3 separate regions of the Homo sapiens genome follow, and all the other regions are linked to region 1. A link is a loop called in an ENCODE intact Hi-C map of the cell type or tissue named here. Cell type or tissue: dorsolateral prefrontal cortex. All regions are shown on one strand.

Region 1 (8,000 bases):
GGACATTTGGGTTGTTTTCAGTTTTTAGCCATTACTAATTAAGCTGTTATGAACATTATTGTACAAGTCTTTCTATGGCCATATATTACCTTGGGTGAATACAGTAAATACCTAGGAGTGGAATGGCTGGGTTATCAGTGCGTGTATGTTTATCATTTAAGAAACTGCATAACTGTTTTCAAAGTAGTTGCACCATTCTGCATTACTATCTTCATTAATAAAGCATTTTTTTTAAAATGGCTTTACTGGTATTCATTGACCTTTACAATATAAACTATATAAACTTTCCCCAGTTTCAGAGTTTGGGGTGGAATTTGGGAGACAGCTGAATCTTCTTCATAATAAAGGGAAAGAACTGAAGGTGGTGATGTAGGGTGTGGCCCCTGTATGGAGCCAGGAATCTGCACCCAAGTGGCAGAAACACAGACAATAAAAAGACCCAGGCCGGGCGCGGTGGCTCACGCCTGTAATCCCAGCACTTTGGGAGGCCGAGGCAGGCGGATCAGAAGGTCTGGAGATCAAGACCATCCTGGCTAACACGGTGAAACCCCGTCTCTACTAAAAATACAAAAAATTATTGGTCGTAGTGGCACGTGCCTGTAGTCTCAGCTGCTTGGGAGGCTGAGGCAGGAGAATCGCTTGAACCCGGGAGGCGGAGGTTGCAGTGAGCCGAGATCACGCCACTGCACTCCAGCCTGGGCAACAGAGCAAGACTCTGTCTCAAAAAAAAAAAAAAAAAAAAAGAAAGACCCAGTGGACTGGGCACAGTGGTTCACATCTGTAATCCCAGCACTTTGGGAGGCTGAGGGGGGGCGGATGGCTTGAGCTCAAGAGTTTGAGACCAGCCTGGGCAACATGGCAAAACCCCGTTTGTACAAAAAATTAGCCAGGCATGGTGGTGCATGCCTGTGTTCTCAGCTACTTGGGAGGCTGAGGTGGGAGGATCACCCGAGACCAGGGAGGTCGAGGTTGCAGTGAGCCAAGATAGCATCACTACACTCCAGCCTGGGCGACAGAGCGAGAACCTGTCTCAAAACAAAAACACAAAAAGATCCCGTGACTGTGTGGCCATGAATGGACTTGGGAAGAATGAAAATGAGTCCTGTGGGGTCCTATGGCTGTGTGGGATGTGGGCTGTGCTACATAAAGACCCCTCCTCAATTGCTACCATGAAGTCTCCAGTGAAGTCTCCGTTACTCACCCACACTTTTGCATGTGTGAATTCTGTTGGCCAGTGTTTCCCAAACTTCAGATAAGCACTTATCCTATAGCCTATTATTGTTCTCTAAATCAACTCACCTTACTTTTACCAAATTTATTTTATCTTTATCTCAACCTTATAAAGATAGCTATTCCTTAAAACTATTTAGACTTAAAACATTAGCTTCTGGCCTCCCTTACTCATCTCATGGCCCACCAGTGGGCCTCACTGCACTGCTTGGGAAACTAGGTTTTAGGGGAACTCAAAGAAGGCTCAGAGCCTGGCAGCTGCATACATAGGCCCACTACACATATGTGAGATGTGCTTTGACATCTGCGTGTTTTCCCCATTGTGAGGATGTGGGCTCCCATTCAAGCTTGGTGCTGAGCCTGGCACATCCTGATTGGGCCACATACTCTTTTTAAAAGAATAGCAAAGCTCACGACTCATGGCCAGGCAGTATATGATCAGTGCCATACATGCAGAGGCCCTAGTGCCTGAGGAACTCAGAGGAGGACACAGGCTTGTTCTTAGGACACTCTCTCTGGTCATGACTGTTCCAATCAGCCTGTATCAACCAGTGGGGGTCCCATCTGAGTTGTCCACCCTCCCTCTGAAATGTCCAACACCCCCATCAGAATCATCCAGACCTCTGCTGTTTCCTATTTCTAGGGGGAAGTGACTCTGCTTTGGACTGGTGGCATCAGGCAAAAAGAGTGCTCTCCGCAGGTTTGGTGCCACAAGTGGGACTAAGCAGGGTTTTGAGGGTCTTAATCACCCTTCTCAGGACACAGCAAGAGTTATGAATTAAGAGTCTGGAGGGAAGTGGGGACCTTAACTTGGGAATAACCCTAGCTCCTGGCCCTGTAGCCACTTTTCCTGTCCACATGGGGTTTCAGGCTGACAAGTCCCCTGACATGGCCCAAGGGGGACTTAAGAGGTTCCTAAGAGTGCTGAGGGTGTCACCATGGGTGGGGTGTTAAAGGAACTTCCTCTGGAGTGATGTCCTTCTCTTGAACTAGGAGTATCTAATTTGGTCCAGGTGAGCTTTTCAGTTTAGGGTAGTGAAGGGCGGTCCCTGGATCAGAAGCGTCAGCATCACCTGGGAGCTTGTTTGGAATGCAAATTATTCAGGCCAGACCTCCCACTGAATTGAAAATTCTGAGACTATGGCCAAGCAATCAAGCCTCCCCAGGTGACTGTGAGGTAGGCTCAAGTTTGAGAAACTTTAGAAATCGACTCCTTAAAAAATCCCAGCCAGAAACGGCGGGTCATACCTGTAATCCCAGCACTTTGGGAGACTGACATGGGAGGATCCCTTGAGCCCAGGAGTTTGAGACCAGCCTGGGCAACATAGGGAGACTCCCATCTCTACCAAAAATAAAAAATTAGCCGAGCATGGTGGCACATGCCTGTGGCCCCTGTTACTCAGGAGGCTGAGACGGGAGGATTGCTTGAGCCAGGGAGGTCGAGGCTGCAGTGAGCTGTGATTGCACCACTGCACTCCAGCCTGAGAACAGAGCAAGACCCTGTTTCAAAACATTAAAAATCCTCTCTCTGTCTCTCCTTCTCACACCCACACCTCCCACAGGCTCCCCACCCCGACTCCCCGCCCACACACACACCCATATACTTGGCCAGCAAAGGGCTGTAGTTTGAACATGTGGTTCAAGGAACACAAGTCGTTGCACAGCTGATACAGAAAATCCGAAACTTCCCTGCCCCCAGCCCTCCATCAGGAGTCTCCGGCTTCCACGACCACTTTCACACAGCCCTTATTGAACTCTTGGTTCGACCCTTACTTTTGCATTCCAACTGGATACAAAGCTGAGGACTGTTTTCCTATTATCTGCCAGATGAATGCTTGGATCGGTGTCCAGGCTGCCCGGTCGTGCTTAGTAATCGGAAACAGAGACAGCGGAAATCTCAAATTCTGGTTTCCTGCCGGGGAGCCAGCTCCAAGTCTGCGGGAGAGGAAAGGACGTTGTGACACAGCGCCACCCTGTGGCAGAAAGGAGAAGAGCCGCTCTTGGCCTGTTGTCTGCATTGGATCTCAAGGCCTGGGGTTGTCAGAAACCTGAAACCTTGCAGAACCCCAAAATAACAAAACTGTCATTTAAAGAGCACTTACTGTGTGTTAGGGAGGCACTGTGATAATTGTCTTATATTGTTATGGCCTCAGAGTTTCCCATGAGATGGATACTATTTTCTGAATAAGGAAACTGGAGCCCAGAAGGGTTAAGAAATTTGCCTAAGTTCACACAGCCAAGAAGTAGCCAGGCTACACATCCGCTGAGTGTGGTCACAGAGGCCACAATTTTTTTTTTTTTTTTTTTTTGAGACAAGGTCTCACTCTGTTGCCCAGGCTGGAGTGCAGTGGCACGATCTTGGCTCACTGCATCCTTGACCTTCCAGGCTCAAGTGATCCTCCTGCCTCAGCCTCCCAAGTAGCTGGGACCACAGGCATGCACTACCATGCCCGGCTAATTTTGTTTATGTTTTTGTAAAGACAAGGTCTCCCTATGTTGCCCAGGCTGGTCTCTAACTCCTGGGCTCGAGTGATCCTCCAGCCTCGGCCTCCCAAAGTGCTGGGATTGCAGGCATGAGCCACTGCATCCGGCCGAGGACACACATCTAACCACCACTCTGTCCTTCCAGTCACCTGCTCAGCAGAGAACATTCCCTATAGCAGGGCTTCTCAAACTCACACCTGCAGGAGGCACTGGGGAATCTTGTTAAAATCCAGATTCTGATTCGGCTGATCTGGGGTAGGGCCCAAGAGTCTACGTTTCTTTTCTTTTCTTTCTTTCTTTTCTTTTTTTTTTTTGAGACGGAGTTTCACTCTTATTGCCCTGGCTGGAGTGCAATGGCACAGTCTCAGCTCACTGCAACCTCCGCCTCCTGAATTCAAGCGATTCTCTTGCCTCAGCCTTCCGAGTAGCTGAGACTACAGGCACCTGCCACCACGCCTGGCTAATTTTTGTATTTTTAGTAAAGACGGGGTTTCACCATGTTGACCAAGCTGGTCTTGAAGTCCTGACCTCAGGTGATCAGCCTGCCTTGGCCTCCCAAAGTGCTGGGATTACAGGCGTGAGCCACTGTGCCCAGTCTGAGCCCAGTCTACATTTCTAAGGGCTCCTAGGTAATGTGGTGCTGCTGGTTCGTGGACCACACTTGGAGAGGTGAGGCCCTAGAGCAGCTGTCCAGTAGAACTTTCTGTGATGGTGGAAGTGCTCTAACTCTGCGCTGTGTCATACATCGCCACTGGCTGCAGGTGCTATGGAGCACCTGAAACATGGCTACTGCAACAGAGAAATACATTTTAATTTTAGTTCATTTAAATTAATTTGAATTTAGCCACATGCACATAGTGGCCTCCATACTGGATAGTGCAACATCCATCATGAGTGGGGGCTCAGGCTTGTCATTCAAGAGCCAAAATACCATGGTAGGTTAAAGCAAGACTATATAGGGTAACAAATTTTTGGAGTCATTAGAGATAGTATATTCAACACTGCTGTTTTACATATAAGGAAACTGGCCAGAGAGGCAAAGTGACTTGTTGCAGAGCCACAGAGCTGTTCCTGGCAGAGGGAAGGCTTCAGGTTCAAGGACAGCATTCTCCCTACCATGCCACATTTTGTTCTAGGCCCACTGACCTTCAAAAGAAAAATGTACATTTCCAATTTTGGGAAATCCAAGCTGGGTGTGGTGACATGTGCCTGTAGTTCCAGGTGCCCAAAAAGCTGAGCTGGGAGGATCATTTGAGCCTGGGAGGTTGAGGCTGCAATGAGCCGTGATTGCACCACTGCACTCCAGCTTGGGCGACAGAAGGAGACCTTGTCTCTAAAAAAAAATAATAATAAAAAAAAATAAAAGAAAGAAAATCCTCTATAAACAAAATGTAGCTGTTGGTAATAGTCAAATGCTATTTATTACTTTATACAACGTTTGAGGCAGTTAACCAGGTTTAAATGTTATCCAATTTCCTGAGGGAATTAACTGATTTTTGGCTACATTTGCAAGACCTGCATCACACGAAAAGAATCATCCCTTTTTATGGGATGTTTTGCAACACGAAGTTCTCTGGCAAAACCAAATTAAGACCAACCCCTGTTCAGGCCTCCCTGGTGTGTAGCTGGTGTCTTACCACATGGACTTCAGTGGGTACAGGTGTGCAAAGCAGTGATGGTACTCAGACAGACAACTGAACAGGTTGTTCTGTATCACACTGGAATGAAGGATTTACTTGATCTTTGAAAACATTTTTTTTCTGGTTGTAAGGCAATATATGTACATTATATAGAACTTGAAAATTGCGGGGAAAATACTGTGTTAGTTATTTGTTGTTGTGTAACAGGTTATCTCCAAAACCCAGCAGCTTAAAATATCAAACATCTGTTATCTCACTATCACTGAGAGCAGCTCAGCCAGGTGGTTCTTTTCTTCCTCTTTTATGGTCTCGTCTGAAATATGCTGGGTAGTTCTGACTCAGGGAGTCTCAAGAGGTTGCAGTCCAGATGTTGTCAGGGCTATTCTCATGTGAAGCCTTGGCAGGTTGCAGGATCTGCTGCTTTTTCAGCGTTGTGATCATAGCTCACTGCTGCCTTGAACTCCTGGGCTCAAGTAATTCTCTAGCCTCAGCCTCCCAACTAGCTGGGACTACAGATGGATTGCATCAGTGGCCTGCTAGGGTCTGGTTCTAAGCTCACTCATGTGGCTGTTGGCAGGAGGCCATGGCTGGGCCCCTCTATAGTGCTTCTCAGGACAAAATTTCCCTTAAGAATAAATGATGTGAGAGAAAGAGCAAGAGAGACAGTGTCCAAGATGGAAACTACAGCCCTTTATATAGCCTCAGTGGGGAGTGACGAACCTTCACTTCTGCTGTATTCTATAGGTCACCCAAACTCGCCCTGTTACAGAGTGGGAGAGGGCCACACAAAGGTCATGAGTACCAGAGGTGGGGTCGAAAATAAAACTCACCTGCAACCTCACTCTCCATAAACAATCACCGTGACATTATGAGGTGATTCCATATACATCTATTTACATGTACAGATTTTTTTCTGACTCTTACTTCATATGTTATTGTCCATATTTCCCCTCTATCTCCCTTTTCAGATGGAAATCCAGCTTTATTTAACCTCCTTTCCCTGAGGAAGAGGTACATTCAATGTTTATTATTATTATTATTACTTTGAGACAAAGACTTGCTCTGTCGCCCAGGCTGGAGTGCAGTGGTGTGATCTCGGCTCACTGCAACCTCCGCCTCCCGGGTTTAAGCAATTTTCGTGCTTCAGCCTCCTGAGTAGCTGGGACTATGAGCACGCATCACCACACCCGGCTAATTTTTGAAATTTTTTTTTTTTTTTTAGTAGAGACGGGGTTTCACCAGGTTGTCCAGGCTGGTTTCTGGTTTCCATGTTGCTGGTATCCCCTTATTCGATTATTTCAGCAAGGCTGATGTACTTCTTCCTCTTGAAAAACTTAAACTCATTCAAGAGTATGTGTTCTGAGGGGCAGGTGGGAGAGAAGGAAGAAGGCAGAAAGGAGAGGTGAGAATGGGGGGTGGGTGGTGTGGCAAGACTTCCGGGGTGACGCTGCAGAGGGTGCCTCTGAGGAATCGAGTCTCCGGGCCCACCAAGATTGATTCGTGTACCCCAGCCAGATGGGGGGCTTCCACGGACTGTGTGGAGTGGAAGAAGGCTGTATCCATGGACTCAAAAATCACAGGAGAATGCCAGTGTTTTGCAGCTATGGACGAGAGACCCCAGCACAACCATGGCAGTGGGAAACCCTAAAAATAACTGGGGACAAATTTTTATCAGGATGAATGAGAGCTCAGAGGCAGGACTAAGTTGATTAAAAGGAAATAAAGGAATCAAATATGTCTTGCCCATATAGTTTGTGGACTTATTCATACCTGCTACACACACACACACACACACACACACACACACACACACAACATTCTTTTCAAACTGTCATTTGTAGTCTTATTTTTGTATCTACCTTTTTTTCACTTCGTTTATGTAATGGACATGATGTAATGTCATTATCTGTACTTCCCAACCGTGTCCACAAAGTATTTTGTCATTTAGATTGCCACACATCACAATACGTCTGGCTTCACCTTCTGGGAGCAAGAAGCCAGGTTGCATTCCTTTTACTACCTAGAGATCCCACGCCCTGTGAACATCTCTGGAGAAACCTTCTCTTCCCTCCCAGGGAGCCCTTGGCCTTCATACTCCTAAGTCCTCATCCCCAGATACCTGCTCAGCCCAGCAGGCCAGCCAGTGCTGGGAACTCTCACCTGGGGGCCGGAGAATAGGGACACTGCTCCTCCCTCAGGAGTCTGGGGCTTCCTGGCTGCCACCAGGTGTCACCAGCAGCTTGGCAGGTGGGTGCATTTCCTGTCCCCAGCCACAGCAGAGACTCAGGCTCTTTCCTTCACCCTAGAATGGAGCTATTGGTTACCATGTGCAAGTTTTGTAAGAATGAAAGGATAAAGAAAAAAAAAGATGAAAATTATTGCAGCAATCATTGAGGCTGGCCACTGCATATTCTTATTCTGCCCCCCTGGAAGCATGGTGAAATCGTACTTCCCCGCCTTCTGAATCAGTGTTGGAGGCCAAAGAAAAGCGAGTGGAAGTGACACAGGTCACTTCCCAGTGGCAGGCTCACCAACCAATTTGCAATTTGCCACATTTTCCTTCTTCCTGCCACTACTGCTGTCCCGGTTCCAGACGGCGCCACTCCATCCGCTAGGCTCCCTGAGTAAGGAGGACATGGAGGACAG
Region 2 (8,000 bases), 230 kb before region 1:
CTCCCTCCCTTCCTTCTTTACTTCATTCCCTTCTTCTTTCTTCCTTCCTTATTTTTTTCCTCCCTTTCTTTCTGGTGTAGTGATAAGAGGGACACATATACCATCCGCACTACTCATTTTGGAGTTCTATCGTTCATTTTAAAGTGGTAGGGGCTGAACACAGTGGCTCAAACCTGTAATCCCAGCACTTTGGGAGTCTGGGGCAGGCAGATCACCCGAAGTCAGGAGTTCAAGACCAGCCTGGCCAACATGGTTGAAACCCCGTCTCTACTAAAAATACAAAAATTAGCCGGGTGTGTTGGTGGGCGCTGGTAATAATCCCAGCTACTTGGGAGGCTGAGGTGGGAGAATCACTTCAACCCAGGAGGCGGAGATTGCAGTGAACCAAGACCACACCACTGCACTCCAGCCTGGGTGATAGAGTGAGACTCCATCTCAAAAAAAAAGAAAAAATTAAGTGTGGTGGAAAGTATAATGGGTGGAGGGGTTTCAGATTGGAAGTCAGGCAGCCTGACAGTCCTACTACCTTGAAGTAGAAAATATTGACCATGTGACCGCAGGCATAGCTTTCCCGACCATCCATTTCCTCCTCTCACAAATGGCCAGGGCCGGTTTTCACTGCGGGATCTGCTCTGGCTTTATGAAGGGTTCACTGCTGCCATCACTTCTAACTAGTTCATGTCTCATTTAGACTGGTGGGGTGCCCAAGTCCAGTATCTTCATTATCACCACTAAAAGTAGATATAATAACTACGTTGCCCACCTCAAAGGGTTTGGAAGGATCTCGTGCAGTTATTGAAAATACTTTCAGAAGCATAACAATTATAAAATGTGAGGTCCTGAGGAAAGGAAGGATTGGAAAATACTAAAGATGACAACCCAAAGACCAAAATCTGTATGGTCCCATCTGGGGACTTAGGGAGAGGTTATTTTTAAGTTGTTTTTTTTTAAGCTGAGTTTTTATTTTTTGCGGCGATTTAATTTGAGGGAAAACAAAGGCCATTATGGCCTTGAATTTTATCTCAGAGTTATTCAAATCCCTTTTTGGTCACAGGAGAGTAAATTATAACAGAAAAGAAAAAAAACCCTAAATAATTGGGTCGTCATGGCTTGGATCCATGTGAGCTCTTCTGGGACAAGATTTAATCACTTCATAAATTGCATATGTTGATTGTGTTATAAATAATAATCCTGTGTGCCTCATTAAGCCCCAAATGCATGTTCTTATGTGAAACTCATTCCTGTTCTTGCCAGCCTGACTAGATGCATTGTCCGTGGAGTTCTGTCTTGGGAAACAGGTGCACGTGGCTCAATGTTAGCCAGATGCCAGATGTCTCAAGAGCAGTGAATTTATATGCTCATCAGTTTTGACAACCCATGCACTACATTAACTATGTAGACTTCTCTCCTTTCCCTCCCACCTTAACTGGAGGATCAATTAAAATTAATAAAAATTACCAGATAGGAAAAGTAGCTTGCCTCCTAAGACTTGGGACAATCTGTCTTACGCTACATTTAAGACTTGAGATGGAGTTTTACAAAAGGCAAGCCTGTCCTAATTTCTTCTAACAAAACCATTTAAAATATATTTACCTTGAGCCAACTTTTTTTTTTTGATGCAGCAATGCAAAATAAACCATTGGCTGGGTGCAGTGACTCACGCCTTTAATCCCAACATTTTGGGAGGCCGAGGCGGGTGGATCACCTGAGGTCAGGAGTTCAAGAACAGCCTGGCCAACATGGTGAAACCCTGTCCCTACTAAAAATACAAAAAAAATTAGCCAGATGTGGTGGCGTGCGACTGTAACTCTAGCTACTTGGGAGGCTGAGGCAGGAGAATCACTCGAACCTGGGAGACGGAGGTTGTAGTGAGCCGAAATTGTGCCACTGCACTCCAAAAGTAAATAAATAAATAAATAAATAAATAAATAAACAAGCCATAGAAATAGAATAGATTTTCCTTTTTTTTTTTTTTTTTTTTTTTGAGACAGAGTCTCACCCTGTCGCCAGGCTGGAGTGCAGTGGTGCAATCTTGGCTCACTGCAACTTCTGCCTCCCGGGTTCAAGTGATTCTCTTGCCTCAGCCCCCCGAGTAGCTGGGACTACAGGTGCGCACCACCACACCCAGCTAATTTTTGCATTTTTAGTAGAGACGGGTTTAACCATGTTGGCCAGGATGGTCTTGATGTCTTGACCTCATGATGTGCCCAACTTGGCCTCCCAAAGTGCTGGGATTCCAGACGTGAGCCACCGTGCCTGGCCCTAGATTTTATTTTAATAATAAAGAATGTAATAAGGAATTCGCACCTGTTTTGTTTTTTTAATTTAAATTTAGGGTTTTCTTTTGTTTGTTTGTTTGTTTTTTGACAGAGTCTCACTCTCTGTTGCCCAGACGAGTGCAGTGGCACGATCTCAGCTCACTGCAACCTCTGCCTCCTGGGTTCAAGCGATTCTACTTGAGTAGCTGGTATTACAGGCACATGCCACCATGCCTGGCTAATTTTTGTATTTTTAGTAGAGACAGGGTTTCACCATGTTAGCCAGGATGGTCTCAATCTCCTTACCTCATGATCCGCCTGCCTCAGCCTCCCAAAGTACTGGGATTACAGGTGTGAGCCACCGTGCCTGGCGAGTGAGTTGATTTTTTCAGCAACTCTTCAGAGGGCAAAGGGGAAGTTTCCCTTGGCCTCTACAGCAGAATGCTCTCCACCCCCTCCATCAGCCTTCATAGTGTGCCTCTACCCTCTCACTTCTTGTGCTCCAGCCTCACTGATTTTGCAAGTACTTAAATACATCATGTTCCTTCCTGCCACAGGACCTTTGCACATGTTATCTCAGCCTGCCACATCCACCTCTCCACTTCCTCAAGCCAAACTCAACATTTTGCATTAGTTCAAAGATGAGTTTCTCAAAGATGCTTTTTCTGACCTCTGTAGAATTGGTAAGGTGCCCCAGTTATATGTTCCTATTGCACCCTATATTTCTCCACAGCATATTTCATAACTGTAACTACATATCCTTAATTGTGTAATTACTTTATTTCGCCTAAGGTGCATATTTTTGACATGTTCATGACATAGCTTACCTTAAACATTAACATGGCTTACTATTATACTGCCATCCTCAACATAATTTTACTATTCCAGGAGATGCTTACCAATGAAGATAAAAGTTGAAAATAGCCTGGGCATGGTGGCTCACACCTGTAATCCCAGCACTTTGGGAGGCTGAGGCGGGTGGATCACCTGAGGTCAGGGGTTCGAGACCAGCCTGGGTAGCCTGGTGAAACCCCGTCTCTATTAAAAATACAAAAAACTTAGCTGGGTGTGGTGGCAGGCGCCTGTAATCCCAGCTACTCGGGAGGCTGAAGCAGGAGAATCACTTGAACACAGCAGGCGGAGGTTGCAGTGAGCCAGGATTGCACCATTGCACTCCAGCCTGGGCAACAACAGAGTGAGACTCTGTCTCAAAAAAAAAGTTGAAAATAATTTTATTATTGATTTCAGGACTTCCAGAAAGACCCGTCAATTCTTTAAAATAAGGCATCAAATGACAAATTGTATCCCAAGATTCTTTGAACCCCTTGCCTCAAACTGCTGTGCCTACCAATCCTAAATTGTTGTATCATGACTCTTATCCAGGGCCAGCCAAGACTTCCCTTTTCCCTCATTAAAAGATTCTCCTTAAACCAAATTTTTACAGCTCAATAAATAGCCCAATCTTGCCCTTACTCTCCTCTGAGATGCTACAAACAAAGACTGTCTAGAAAGTGCTCTGCCTTACCAGAATAAGCAATAAACTAAATTTTGTCTTAGTGACGTTGCTTTGGTGATATTTTGGGGAAGACATTTTTGATACTAACATCTAATCAATGTGTATATTTAATGTGGTAGCACTTTTTTTTCTTTCCTGAAAAGCTGTTATGAAACCCATTGTGGCAATCAATGGTGCCTCAGATTTGAGGAAATACAGTAATTGATCAATAGATCTCTCTCATGAAATTTTTTTTTTTTTCGAGACAGAGTCTCAGCCTGTTGCTCAGGCTGGAGTGCAATGGCGCGATTTTGGCTCACTACAACCTCTGCTTCCTGGGTTCAAGTGATTCTTCTGCCTCAGCCTCCCAAGTAGCTGGGATTATAGGTGCATGCCACCACACCTAGGTAATTTTTGTATTTTAGTAGAAATAATATTTCACCATATTGGCCAGGCTGGACTTGAACTCCTGACCTCAAGTGATCCACCCACCTCAGCCTCCCAAAGTGCTAGGATTACAGGCGTGAGCCACCACGCCCAGCCTCTCGTGAGAATTTACATTATCCATGAGGGTCTAGACTTGGTGAGTTTTGATCACTGGTATATCTCCATATCACAACAGAATAGGTAATTAATACATAATTGAGTGAATGAGTGGATCAATGAATAGTTGAAAGATCAACACAGAATGGATTTCATGGAGTATGCAAAGGCAACTCTTACTGATAAGACTTCCTGGCTGACCCTCTTGTGGCAAAGTGAGTAGGAAAAGATAACTGCACTTTCTCACCCTTCCATTCTAACCCAATTCCAGAGAAATCGCTCAGTATATAACATTTCACATGGAGCTCTGATGTGAACTCATATTGTCATGTAGCTGCTTATCTGCTCGTTCAGGATTCTGATTTGCCCAGCCTAGTTATGTGGTATCACCATTAGATGAAATAGAAGTTCTCCACAGGGTTGTCAATGACAAGGGAGCAAAGATGGGTTCCTTTGGGGCACATAGCATGTTGTTATAGCTTGGCTGACAGAAGAGTGTCAGCCCACATTGAGTAACCAGTGAGGAAGGCTATGGTACCACACCCATAGGTGGTGCCACAGCAGCAGCAATCTTTCATAAGAGAGCCATTATTGAGATTTATCAAACAATGGTTTGGTTGATACAAGCCTCTCATTGTTACATACATATTAGAATACAAGTGACCAGAGGATTGTGACTTGCTTTTTTATTGAGTTTATCTAGAAACTTCACATACTAAACATTTCCTCAGTGCTTAAAACATCTTAGACACTGTGTAAAGTGCTTTGAGATATATAATTTTTTTATTTTTTAGAGATGGGGTCTTGCTATGTTACACATGCTGTAATGCAGTGGCACACGACATCCCCCAAACTCCCGGGCTCAAGCAATCTTCCTACCTTAGCCTCTCAAGTAAGTGGAACCACAGACACATATTATGGTGCCCAGTGATATACTGATTTTTTTTGTGTGTGTGAGATGGACAGTCTGGCTCTGTCGCCCAGGCTGGAGTGCAGTGGCACGATCTCGGCTCACTGCAACCTCCATCTCTTGGGTTCAAGTGATTCTCCTGTCTCAGCCTCCCAAGTAACTGGGACTACAGGCACATGCATGCCTCACTAATTTTTGTATTTTTGTATTTTTATTTATTTATTTTTGAGATGGAGTTTCGCTCTTGTTGCCCAGGTGGAGTGCAATGGCGCTATCTTTGCTCACTGCAACCTCCACCTCCTGGGTTCAAGCGATTTTCCTGCTTCAGCCTCCTGAGTAGCTGGATTACAGGCGCTCGCCGCCTTACTTGGCTAATTTTTGTATTTTTAGTAGAGACGGGGTTTCACCGTGTTGGCCAGGCTAGTCTTGCCACCCGCCTTGGCCTCCCAAAGTGCTGGGATACAGAGGTGAGCCACCACGCCCGGCCAGAAAGTGGACTTTAAACTGCATCTTTAGAAAGAGCAAGACTTGAAGAAATAGAGAAAGGAGGCATGCTTCAGGTCTAGATTTTGGGAAAGGAGACAAAAGCAGAGGGAGTTTACATTTTTGAGGCATCCTCTATGGAAGGCACTTCCACAAACATCAGCTTCATTTAATCATCTCAAAGAATGTGTAGGACAGTGATGGTAATGAGGGCCCTGCCCTCAAGGGTACAAATATAACACTTATAACAATGAGACAACAATAGATGTTAAGTTAGAAAACAATGAACTGAATATAATCAGGTGTGGCTCAGCTCTTGTTTGCTGGTGAATTTCTTTTTTTCTTTTTTTGAGACAGAGTCTCACTCTGTCACCCAGTCTGGAACGCAGTGGCATGTTCTTGGCTCACTGCAACCTCTGCCTCCTGGGTTCAAGCAATTCTCCTGCCTCAGCCTCCTGAGTAGCTAGGAGTACAGGCACATGCCACCATGCCTGGCTAATTTGTGTATTTTCAGTAAAGATGGGGTTTCCCCATGTTGGCCAGGCTGGTCTCAAACTCCTGACCCCAAGTGATCCGTCTGACTTGGCCTCCCAAAGTGCTAGGATTACAGGAGTGAGCCACCACGCCCGGCTTGCTGGTGGATTTCTTAGGTTCCAGGAACTAAGTCCTAAAGCTATCCTGATTGACTAAGATCAGTAGGTGGGTGAGAGCTGGGTAAGGTTGGAGGTGTGCTCTGAAACAGGTCATCCAGGTTGACTAACTGAGCCTTGTGTCACCCTGAGCCCAGGGTATCTGGAATGGTTCCGAGCCCTATTTAGAAAATTTCAATTTGACTTTATCCAACACAGTTGTGGCCTGCTCTACCTATTGCTGAAGGCCACACGATGGTGGCCTTGGCAGTACTCTGGCCTCATAAGGAATATTTCACCATGGGAGCTGGGAGTCAGGGAACTAGGTGTTCAGGTAGATGTTCCTTTCAGAAGATCGAAGGTCTGGACTCTGGTATCTACAGTAGAACCCTTCTTTTGCCCTTTCTTCACACTTGCCATGCCTGGATGGACAGAATTTTTTTTTTTTTGGGGGGATGGAATCTCGCTCTGTCTCCCAGTCTGGAGTGCAGTGGCACAATCTAAGCTCACTGCAACCTTTGCCTCCCGTGTTCAAGCAATTCTCCTGCCTCAGCCTCCCAAGTAGCTCGGATTACAGGCGTCTGCCACCATGCCCCAATAATTTTCTGTATTTTTAGTGGAGACAGGGTTTCACCACATTGGCCATGCTAGTCTCAAACTCCTGGCCTCAGGTGATTCCCCCACCTTGGCCTCCCAAAGTTCTGGGATTATAGGCGTGAGCCACCACGCCCTGCCTGAAATTTCTGATCTGTTAGGCATCAATATATTACTCCTCTTCCTGGAAGATGGGCTGATTTATTTTTGGCTGAGGAAAAAGTAAAGAGATTTATGTCATCCTAAAGCTTATTAATATGACAGTTCTGGCCAGGCTCGGTGGCTCATGCCTGTAATCCCAGCACTTTGGGAGGCCGAGGCAAGTGGATCACCTGAGGACAGGAGTTCAAGACCAGCCTGGCCAATATGGTGAAACCCTGTCTCTACTAATAGTACAAAAATTAGCCAGGCATGATGGCGCACACCTGTAATCCCAGCTACTCGGGAGGCTGAGGCAGGAGAATCGCTTGATCCCAGGAGGTGGAGGTTGTAGTGAGCCAAGATCATACCATTGCACTCCAGCCTGGGCAACAAGAGTGAAAATCCATCTCAAAAAGAAAAAAAAAAAAATGACAGTTTTTCCTGAGGAGCACATCAACGAGTATGTCCAACATCTATTAGGTGTAAAGTACTGTGCTAAATGCTGGTGGGAAAGAGTACAGAAGGGTAAAGAAAGCTTCCTGCACTCAAGGAGCTTATAGTCTAGCTGGAAAAATAAAACATACACACGTAGAAAACATACACATGTAAAATTATAACTAATTGTATACTAATTGCTATCCAATGGAACTTTCTGCAGTGATGGAAATAGTCTCTATCTGCACTAATATGGTAGCCACTAGCCACATGTAGCTGTTGAGCACTTGAAATATGGATAGCACAACTGAGGAGCTGAATAATTGAAATTTAACTTAATTTTAAACACATTAAATAGCCATATGCATCTCATGGCTTCTTTTTTTTTAGACAGAGTTTTGCTCTAGTTGCCCAGGCTGGAGTGCACGATCTCGGCTCACTGCAACCTCCACCTCACAGGTTCAAGTGATCCTCCTGCCTCAGCCTTCCCAAGTAGCTGGGATTATAGGCAT
Region 3 (8,000 bases), 270 kb before region 1:
GCCTCAGCCTGCAGAGTAGCTAGGACTACAGGCACATGCCACCACACTTGACTAATTTTTTATTACTTTGTAGAGACAATTCTCACTCTGTCACCCAACAACCCAACCCAAGTGTTGAGGTCTGAGACAAAGTTTGTTGCTTATTTCCCTCTCCTTCCCCTAAGTGGAGGGTATACCTGGCCACACTATGCTGACTGAGGTTGAGGCAGGGGTGATGTGGATCATGCAAAACTGTCCTTCCTACCCTCCTCAATATGTCTTTTCTTATTTCTTTTTCTTTTTTCTTTTTTTTTTTTTTTTGAGACAGAGTCTCACTCTGTCGCCCAGGCTGGAGTGCAGTGGCGCCATCTTGGTTCACTGCAACCTCTGCCTCCCAGGTTCACGCCATCCTTCTGCCTCAGCCTCCTGAGTAGCTGGGACTACAGGTGCCCACCACCATGCCCAGCTAATTTTTTGTATTTTTAGTAGAGATGGGGTTTCACCATGTTAGCCAGGATGGTCTCGATCTCCTGACCTCGTGATCCACCTGCCTCTGCCTCCCAAAGTGCTGGGATTACAGGAGTCTTTTCTTATTTCTGCACTACATTCGGGTGCTGTAATCTCTCACCTGGTATCCTTAGTGCTTGTGAAGGTATTTTCATGCATGGACAGTTGTTCAAATTGATGTTTCTGTGGGAAGCAAGTGTTGGAATGGCCCATTTTGCCAACTTACTGATGTCTAGACCCTGTCTTCTTCTAGGAAGAAAGATGTTTGAGCAGGCAAGAGGAACAGATGCACAGGTCACCATCCAGAAGCCCACATGCATGCAATCCCAACAATTTCTTTGTATTGAATTATGTGGGATGTGAATTAGTAGCAACCATAATCACTTCACTTCAGTGAGTTATTAGTTACCTCCTTGGGTTTGGCTCTTTATTTTGAAGATTTAGCCTTTAGTGGCACATGTGTGTACTACAGAGGGACAGAGCATTTCTTTGTAAACTTAGAAAACCTACGAACATCGGGAAATATTTTCAAATTCAAGGGAAAAAACTTAAGTAAACCAATAGATTAAAGAAAATGAGGACGGGTACAGTGCCTCACTCCTGTGGCTCAATCCCAACACTTTGGGAGGCTGAGGTGGGCAGATCACTTGAGTCCAGGAGTTCAACACCAGCCTGGGCAAACACGGCAAAACCCCATCTCCTCAAAAAATTAACCAGGCATTGATGGCCCATGCCTGTAGTCCCGGCTACTGGGGAGGCTGAGGCAGGAGGATTGCTTGAGCTCAGGAGGTTGAAGCTGCAGTGAGCTGAGATCATGCCACTGCACTGCAGCCTAGGTGACAGAATAAGATTCCTGTCTCAATAAATAAATAAATAAGGAAATCAGAAAATCTACAAGCTGTACTAATGCTTAGTTCCTGAATGTTGGCCAACAATGAATAATTCAGGACATCCAAAATACAGTAAACACCAAAAACTTACTCGACCACTCTCCCATTTCAGAACATGAAGCATACTGAAGTAGAGACGGCAGGATTTTCTCATGCATGGAATATGGGATGTGAATGAAAACAGAAGGATCACTTGATGGCTGCGGACCTGAGCAACTGGAGGGATGGAGTTGCAATTAGGTGAAGTGAGGAATTCAGCAGGGGAAGCAAGTTTTGGGGCAGAAGATTTTATCAGGGATATTTTAGTAATTAAATAGTTAGATTAGTGTCTTAATCACAACTCCACATCCTTACCTGATTTGGAGCTTCTGTCAGTCTCCCAGCTCTGAGCTGCTTCAGGCTGGGAAGCCGACAGTCGGGGAGAAGTCATGGATAGCTTCTGGTCCTCTTTTCCCACTGTGGCTGTCCTCCTCTTCCCCGGCCCTCACTATGTTGTCTCCAGCTCCTCTTCTGGGACAGGAAGGGACAGAAAGATCTTACTGACAGGTACCCCATGAAGGTACCCCCTAGGGGATGGAGATCCCAGGGCTTCCCCTCCTTGAGTCCCTCAGAGATTCCTGGTAATGCCTCTCATCTGACTGCCATTTTGACCGCTCCCTGTCATCTTTCAGGCCACCTCTCTTTTGGGATCCCATGGTCTTTCTAGGGAAGGATCCAAGAGGGACCCAGGATCCACATTTGGTCCATAAGAACCACCCGTACTTTGCCCTGTCCTCAGAGGGCGTGTAGTCCACATCTAACACAGCCCTCTCTACTCTGCCACCTCTGGCCACTTTGGCCTGGAGAATGTTTTCAGAACTCATCTCTGTACTACACAAACTCTAAGGACCTCAAGTCAGATTCTCCAAGGAGTTCTCTTGAGGTCCTTTCTGTTGCCTACTTAAAGTGACCTGGCAACTAACCAAACATATGTGTGTGTGTATATGTGTGCATGTGTGTGTATGTGTGTATATAGACATACATATCTGTACACATATGTATGTGTGTATACATATACATACACAATACATATATACATATACACACACATACAATTAACAGAAGACATATGGATGGATGGCCATAGGAGCATAATAGTCATAATCTGGAAACAATCCAAATTTTAATCAGTAATAGAAATGGATAAATAGTGGGCCTGGCACAGTGGCTCACATCTGTAACCCTAGCACTTTGGGAGGCTGAGCTGGGAGAATTGCTTGAGCCCAGAAGTTTAAGACCAGCCTGGGCAACATGGCAAAACCCCATCTCTAGCCAAAAAAACCCACAAAAATTAGCCAGTTGTGATGGTGCACACTTGTAGTCTCAGCTACTACTTGGGAGGCTTAGGTGGGAGGATTGCTTGAGGCTGGTAGGTGGAGGTTGCAGTGAGCTGAGATCCCACCACTGCCCTCCAGCCTGGGTGACACAGCAAGACCTCGTCTCAAAAAAAAAAAAAAAAAAGAATGGATAAATAATGGTAGCATATTTTTTAATGCAATTTTTTAAAAAAGAATGAACTACTACCACAATGTGGGTAAATTTCACAGGCATATGTTAAGTCAAAGAAACAAAATACAGGCAGGGCATAGTGGCTCACGCCTGTAATCCCAGCACTTTGGGAGGCTGAGGCGGGCGGATCACAAGGTCAGGAGATCAGGACCATCCTGGCTAACACGGTGAAACCCCATCTCTACTAAAAATACAAAAAATTAGCTGGGCATGGTGGCATGCGCCTGTAATCCCAGCTACTTGGGAGGCTGAGGCAGGAGAATCACTTGAACCCGGGAGGTGCAGGTTGTAGTCAGCTGAGATTGCGCCACTGCACTCCAGCCTGGGCGACAGAGCGAGACTCCATCTCAAAAAAAAAAAAAAAAAAAAAAAAGAAAAAGAAAAGAAACAAAATACAAAAGAATGCATACAGTTTGATTCCATTTATATGACTTTCAACAACAGGCAAAACTAATCTATGCTGTTAGAAGTCAAGATAGTAGGGTAAGTAGTGAGTGGACAAGAGGGAGGTTTTGGGGAGATCTACTGGAATATGCTCTAACTTAATCTGGGTGATGATTACATTTGTTACGTAATGGGCTTATACATTTCTACAGTTTCATCTAGCTCTACAGTTGAGATGTGTGCATTTTATTACATATATGTTTACTAAGAAAGTGAAAAGACAATTCACGGAGAAATTTTTCTCCCTATTATTCATACATTGCATTTTCATCATTTGATAACATGAGTTGGGGATTATTTACAAAGAATGCTTTAGTTGTGAGGACATTCTAAGCCTAAAACTGGCAGAGACATTTCAAAAATGAAAATGTTATGTCTAAGGAAAAACAGCCCTCTTCCTTTGCTGCCTGTGACCGCTGTTACCACACTTCTCAGGTTCTCCTAAGCGAGCAGCGTGGCTTCCTGGGCTTCTACCAGAATTTACCAGCAGGGGTCAGCCCTGTACAAAACCCAGGCGCTTGAGCCTCCCGTGAATTGGAACTTGCTCTCTGGTTCTGTCAAGCCATTCTGGCCTTTTAGCTTTCTCACTTCACATTCCCAGCTACACTTCCTTCTGCTCTGTTACCACCACCCACTCCCGTGATCACAACATGGACCAGAAACTTCACAGCCTTCCTCACTCATTCAAACACGCTCTCCTCTCCTTCCGTGCTCTCAAGTAACCCCCGCAGCAACAGTCCTTTCAGCTTAGCAAGCTCTTCAGTCCAAGCCCTGCTGCTTTCTCTCCATCCTGCAGTCCCCTCCTCTCTTCACTCTCCCCTTTTCAACCCAGACATCACGGGTCATCAATGAAATCACTTTTGCAAACACCTCCAACTCTTTGACCATTCTAGGCCTCAGCTCCTAACCCCTTAGGATTTTCTGGCCGGGCGCGGTGGCTCACGTCTGTAATCCCAGCACTTTGGGAGGCCGAGGTGGGCGGATCATTTGAGGTCAGGGGTTCCAGACCAGCCTGGCCAACATGGTGAACCCCGTCTCTGCTAAAAATACAAAAATTAGCTGGGTGCGGTGGTGGGCGCCTGCAATCCCAGCTACTTGGGAGACAGGGGAATCGCTTGAACCCAGGAGGCAGACGTTGCAGTGAGCCGAGATTGCGCCACTGCAGCACTGCCGCTTGGGCAACAAGAGTAGAAAAAAAAAAAAGTTAAAAAAAAAAAAAGGATTTTCTGTTGCACTTGGGATAAAGTACAAAGCCCAATACAGAGCCCCCAAGGCCCTGAGTGACCCAACCTTGGGCTGGTATCTCTCCCACCATGACTCATGCACAGCACTCCCCTCTCCATGTTTTCCACTCTTCCCTCTCCCAGTGGAGAAAAAGTCATTTCCTCCAAGTCCACTCTCTCATTCTCTTTCCTAACAAGGGGTTTATTTCCTTCAAGACACAATATAAAACTTTATCATATTTGTATAATTGCGTATTTAATGTTTGTCTTCCGCTTGGGGCTGTGCACTCAACAGAAGCAGTGCCAAGCACTTGCTAGGTTCATAGAAGACACTTAAGTGTTTGTTGGCCAGGCGTGGGGGCTCACGCCTATAATCCCAGCACTTTGGGAGGCTGAGGCGGGCAGGTAGCTTGACCCCAGGAGTTTGAGACCAGCCTGAGCAACATGGCGAAACACCGCCTCTACAAATAATTGAAAAAATTAGCCGGGTGCGGCCAGGCGCGGCGGCTCACGCCTGTAATTCCAGCACGTGGGAGGCCGAGGCGGGTGGATCACAGGGTCAGGAGTTTGAGACCAGCCTGGCCAACATGGTGAAACCCCATCTCTACTAAAAATACAAAAATTAGCCGGGCGTGGTGGCACTCGTCTGTAGTCCCAGCTCCTCAGGAGGCTGAGAAGGGAGAATCGCTTAAACCTAGGAGGTGGAGGTTGCAGTGAGCAGAGATCATGCCACTGCACTCCAGCCAGGGCGACAGAGCCTCCAGAGCGAGACTCCGTCTCAAAAAAAAAAAAAATTATCCGGGTGCTACTCGGGAAGCTACTGTAACCCCCAGCTACTCAGGAAGCTGAGGTGGGAAGATCTCTGGAGCCTGGGCTGTTGAGGCTGCAGTGAGCTGAGATTGCGCCACTGCATTCCAGCCAGCCTGGGTGACAGACTGAGACCCTGTCTCAAAAAAAAAAAAAAAAAAAAAAAAAAAAAAGAAGAAAGAAAGAAAGAAAGAAGGAAATGTTTGTTGAATTAGAATGTCAATCTAGACCTTGACCCCACCAAGACAGAAGACAGGTGTAGTGCCCTCTGTTATTTAGAAAAATAATCGTAGTAGCACTTTACATTTGTATAGTATTTGTCTTTTCAAAGTACTTTAACATCTATTATCATAATAATAAAGATAGGTAAAAATAGGTTGCATACAATAGGTAAGTGCTATTTTCCCATTTGACAGGTTAAAAAAAAAATGAGTCACGAAGAAAGTTGGCTAAAATATCAGAGTAAGGACTAAAGCCAAAATCTCTAACCTACCCATTTGTACATCTTAATTAGTAAGTAAATATTCTGTCTTATGATCAAACTTGCAGTTGAGATAATAGCTTAATAGGTAAGTGTTCAGCCCTAGAGACATAATGTTCAGTTTCCAAACCCAGCTCCAGTACTTAACTTGCTGTGTGACCTGGCACAAGTTACCTAACTTCCCTGAGCTTCAGTTTCTCCATGCTTAAAGTGTGAATAATAATGCCTATCTGAGGTGGTTGTAGTGAGGTTATAAAGAGTATATTGCTAGGAGTGGTGGCTCATGCCTGTAATCCCAGCACTTTGGGAGCCCAAGGTGGGCGGATCACCTGAGGTCCCGTGTTCAAGACCAACCTGACCAACATGGAGAAACCTCGTTTCTACTAAAAATACAAAATTAGCCAGGTGCGGTGGCTCATGCCTGTAATCCCAGTACTTTGGGAGGCCGAGGCAGGCGGATCACCTGAGGTCAGGAGTTCGAGACCAGCCTGACCAACATGGAGAAACCCCATCTCTACTAAAAATACAAAATTAGCCGGGCGTAGTGATGCATGCCTGTAATCCCAGCTACTCAGGAGGCTGAGGCAGGAGAATAGCTTGAACCTGGGAGGCGGAGGTTGCGGTGAGCCGAGATCGCACTATTGCACTCCAGCCTGGGCAACAACAGCAAAACTCCATCTCAAAAAAAAAAAAATTAAGTAAATAAATAAAAATAATAAAAAATAAAAATACAAGATTAGCTGGGTGTGGTGGCGCATGCCTGTAATCCCAGCTACTCGAGAGGCTGAGGCAAGAGAATCACTTGAACCCGGGAGGCAGAGGTGGCAGTGAGCCAAGATGGCACCATTGCACTCCAGCCTGGGCAACAACAGCAAAACTCCATCTAAAAAAAAAAAAAAATGCTGTAATATTTTTCTCTCCTGCAATTATTAATATAAATATATAAGAATAATGACCCTTAATGAAACTTGTGAAGCAGATAAATCCATATTTAAATGGAGGTTTCCCTGGAAAGCTAACACAAATGATTAATAGGTTGCAATCTGTTAGAACAGACTAAAATGCTTTGTTTATTTACAATGAGGCCTCTTTCTCTATCTTTGTTATAATCTATTAACAGTTATTGCATGGCTACCTGAGGTGATGAATCTGCAGGAAAAATCTGTTAAAAGTACAATAAAAGCATTCTTCCCTATTCTAGTACTTTATAGAATTCAATAAACTATTAACAGCATAGGACAGAATGGTCTGTATCCTAATTAATGTTCAAGGATGCAAAGTAATGAGGTCCAGCCTTCCAGTTTTCATTTAAAAAACTACAAAGTTTTCTCTCATACCCATAGTCGACTTTTCAGAAGTGTTTGATTCCTTCCTTTTATTTAATTTTCAAAATAATGAGTTGGTTTTCTAGCATTCTCCAAAAATGACCAATGAGATTTTTAAAGTAGAATTTTGGACTTAATATTTACACCTTTTTTTTTTATACTTTAAGTTTTAGGGTAATGTGCACAATGTGCAGGCTAGTTACATATGTATACATGTGCCATGCTGGTGTGCTGCACCCATTAACTCGTCATGTAGCATTAGGTATATCTCCTAATGCTATCCCTCTCCCCTCCCCCCGCCCCACAACAGTCCCCAGAGTGTGATGTTCCCCTTCCTGTGTCCAGGCGTTCTCATTGTTCAATTCCCACCTATGAGTGAGAATATGCGGTGTTTGGTTTTTTGTTCCTGCGATAGTTTACTGAGAATGATGATTTCCAGTTTCATCCATGTCCCTACAAAGGACATGAACTCATCATTTTTTATGGCTGCATAGTATTCCATGGAATATTTACACCTATTTAATGTGTTTTCATTAATTACAGCTATTATTCTTATTGATGCTTAAAATGTCCCAACTCTGACTAGTGAGAATGTCTTCAAATTTCTCTAAGTCATGTTGACAGGACCCTGATGGCTTCCTTGCTTTCTAGTAGAATAAGATGGTCCAGAGTTCATCTTGCATGTTTCCTATTTCAGACTTGCAGTTAGCCATTTCTCCAAGAAGTTTGGTTCCTGTTAGTAAGCAACTTTATTTAGAAACTACAATCTAGTTGTTAAATGTGTTAATTGTTACTG

Evidence for each region. Hi-C counts contacts between places; a loop is a spot of excess contacts. Peaks named below come from ENCODE experiments on the same cell type or tissue, not always from the same donor. Only the 100,000 strongest peaks of a DNase experiment are listed, where the experiment ranks them.
Region 2: a loop joins it to region 1, with 3 times the contacts of the local background. A loop is called at or near these places in 6 of 110 quality-filtered maps.
Region 3: it touches region 1 in a loop (4-fold over the local background); 63 of 110 quality-filtered maps call a loop at or near these places.

What each region holds. Positions count from the first base shown.
Region 1 is chr2:64,913,016-64,921,015 of GRCh38, reverse strand. All of the region lies in intron 1 of LINC02245 (long intergenic non-protein coding RNA 2245), which reads left to right. Among named protein-coding and RNA genes, the nearest start is that of LINC02245, 15 kb to the left of the region's middle. RefSeq lists enhancers at 2,832-2,911, 3,922-3,971, 4,342-4,531, 5,445-5,524. In dorsolateral prefrontal cortex, CTCF peaks have their summits at 2,999 and 3,200 (motif pointing left); a DNase peak (open chromatin) is centred at 3,175; H3K4me3 peaks cover 816 bases; H3K27ac peaks cover 579 bases.
Region 2 is chr2:65,139,566-65,147,565 of GRCh38, reverse strand. No RefSeq gene overlaps it. Among named protein-coding and RNA genes, the nearest start is that of RAB1A, 13 kb to the right of the region's middle. In dorsolateral prefrontal cortex, CTCF peaks have their summits at 4,664 and 4,864; a DNase peak (open chromatin) is centred at 4,825; H3K27ac peaks cover 442 bases.
Region 3 is chr2:65,183,300-65,191,299 of GRCh38, reverse strand. It overlaps LOC124907779 (a long non-coding RNA gene), which reads left to right. Exons shown (of 2, transcript XR_007086461.1): 2 at 1,489-1,710. Among named protein-coding and RNA genes, the nearest start is that of ACTR2, 41 kb to the left of the region's middle. In dorsolateral prefrontal cortex, a CTCF peak has its summit at 3,869 (motif pointing right); a DNase peak (open chromatin) is centred at 3,859.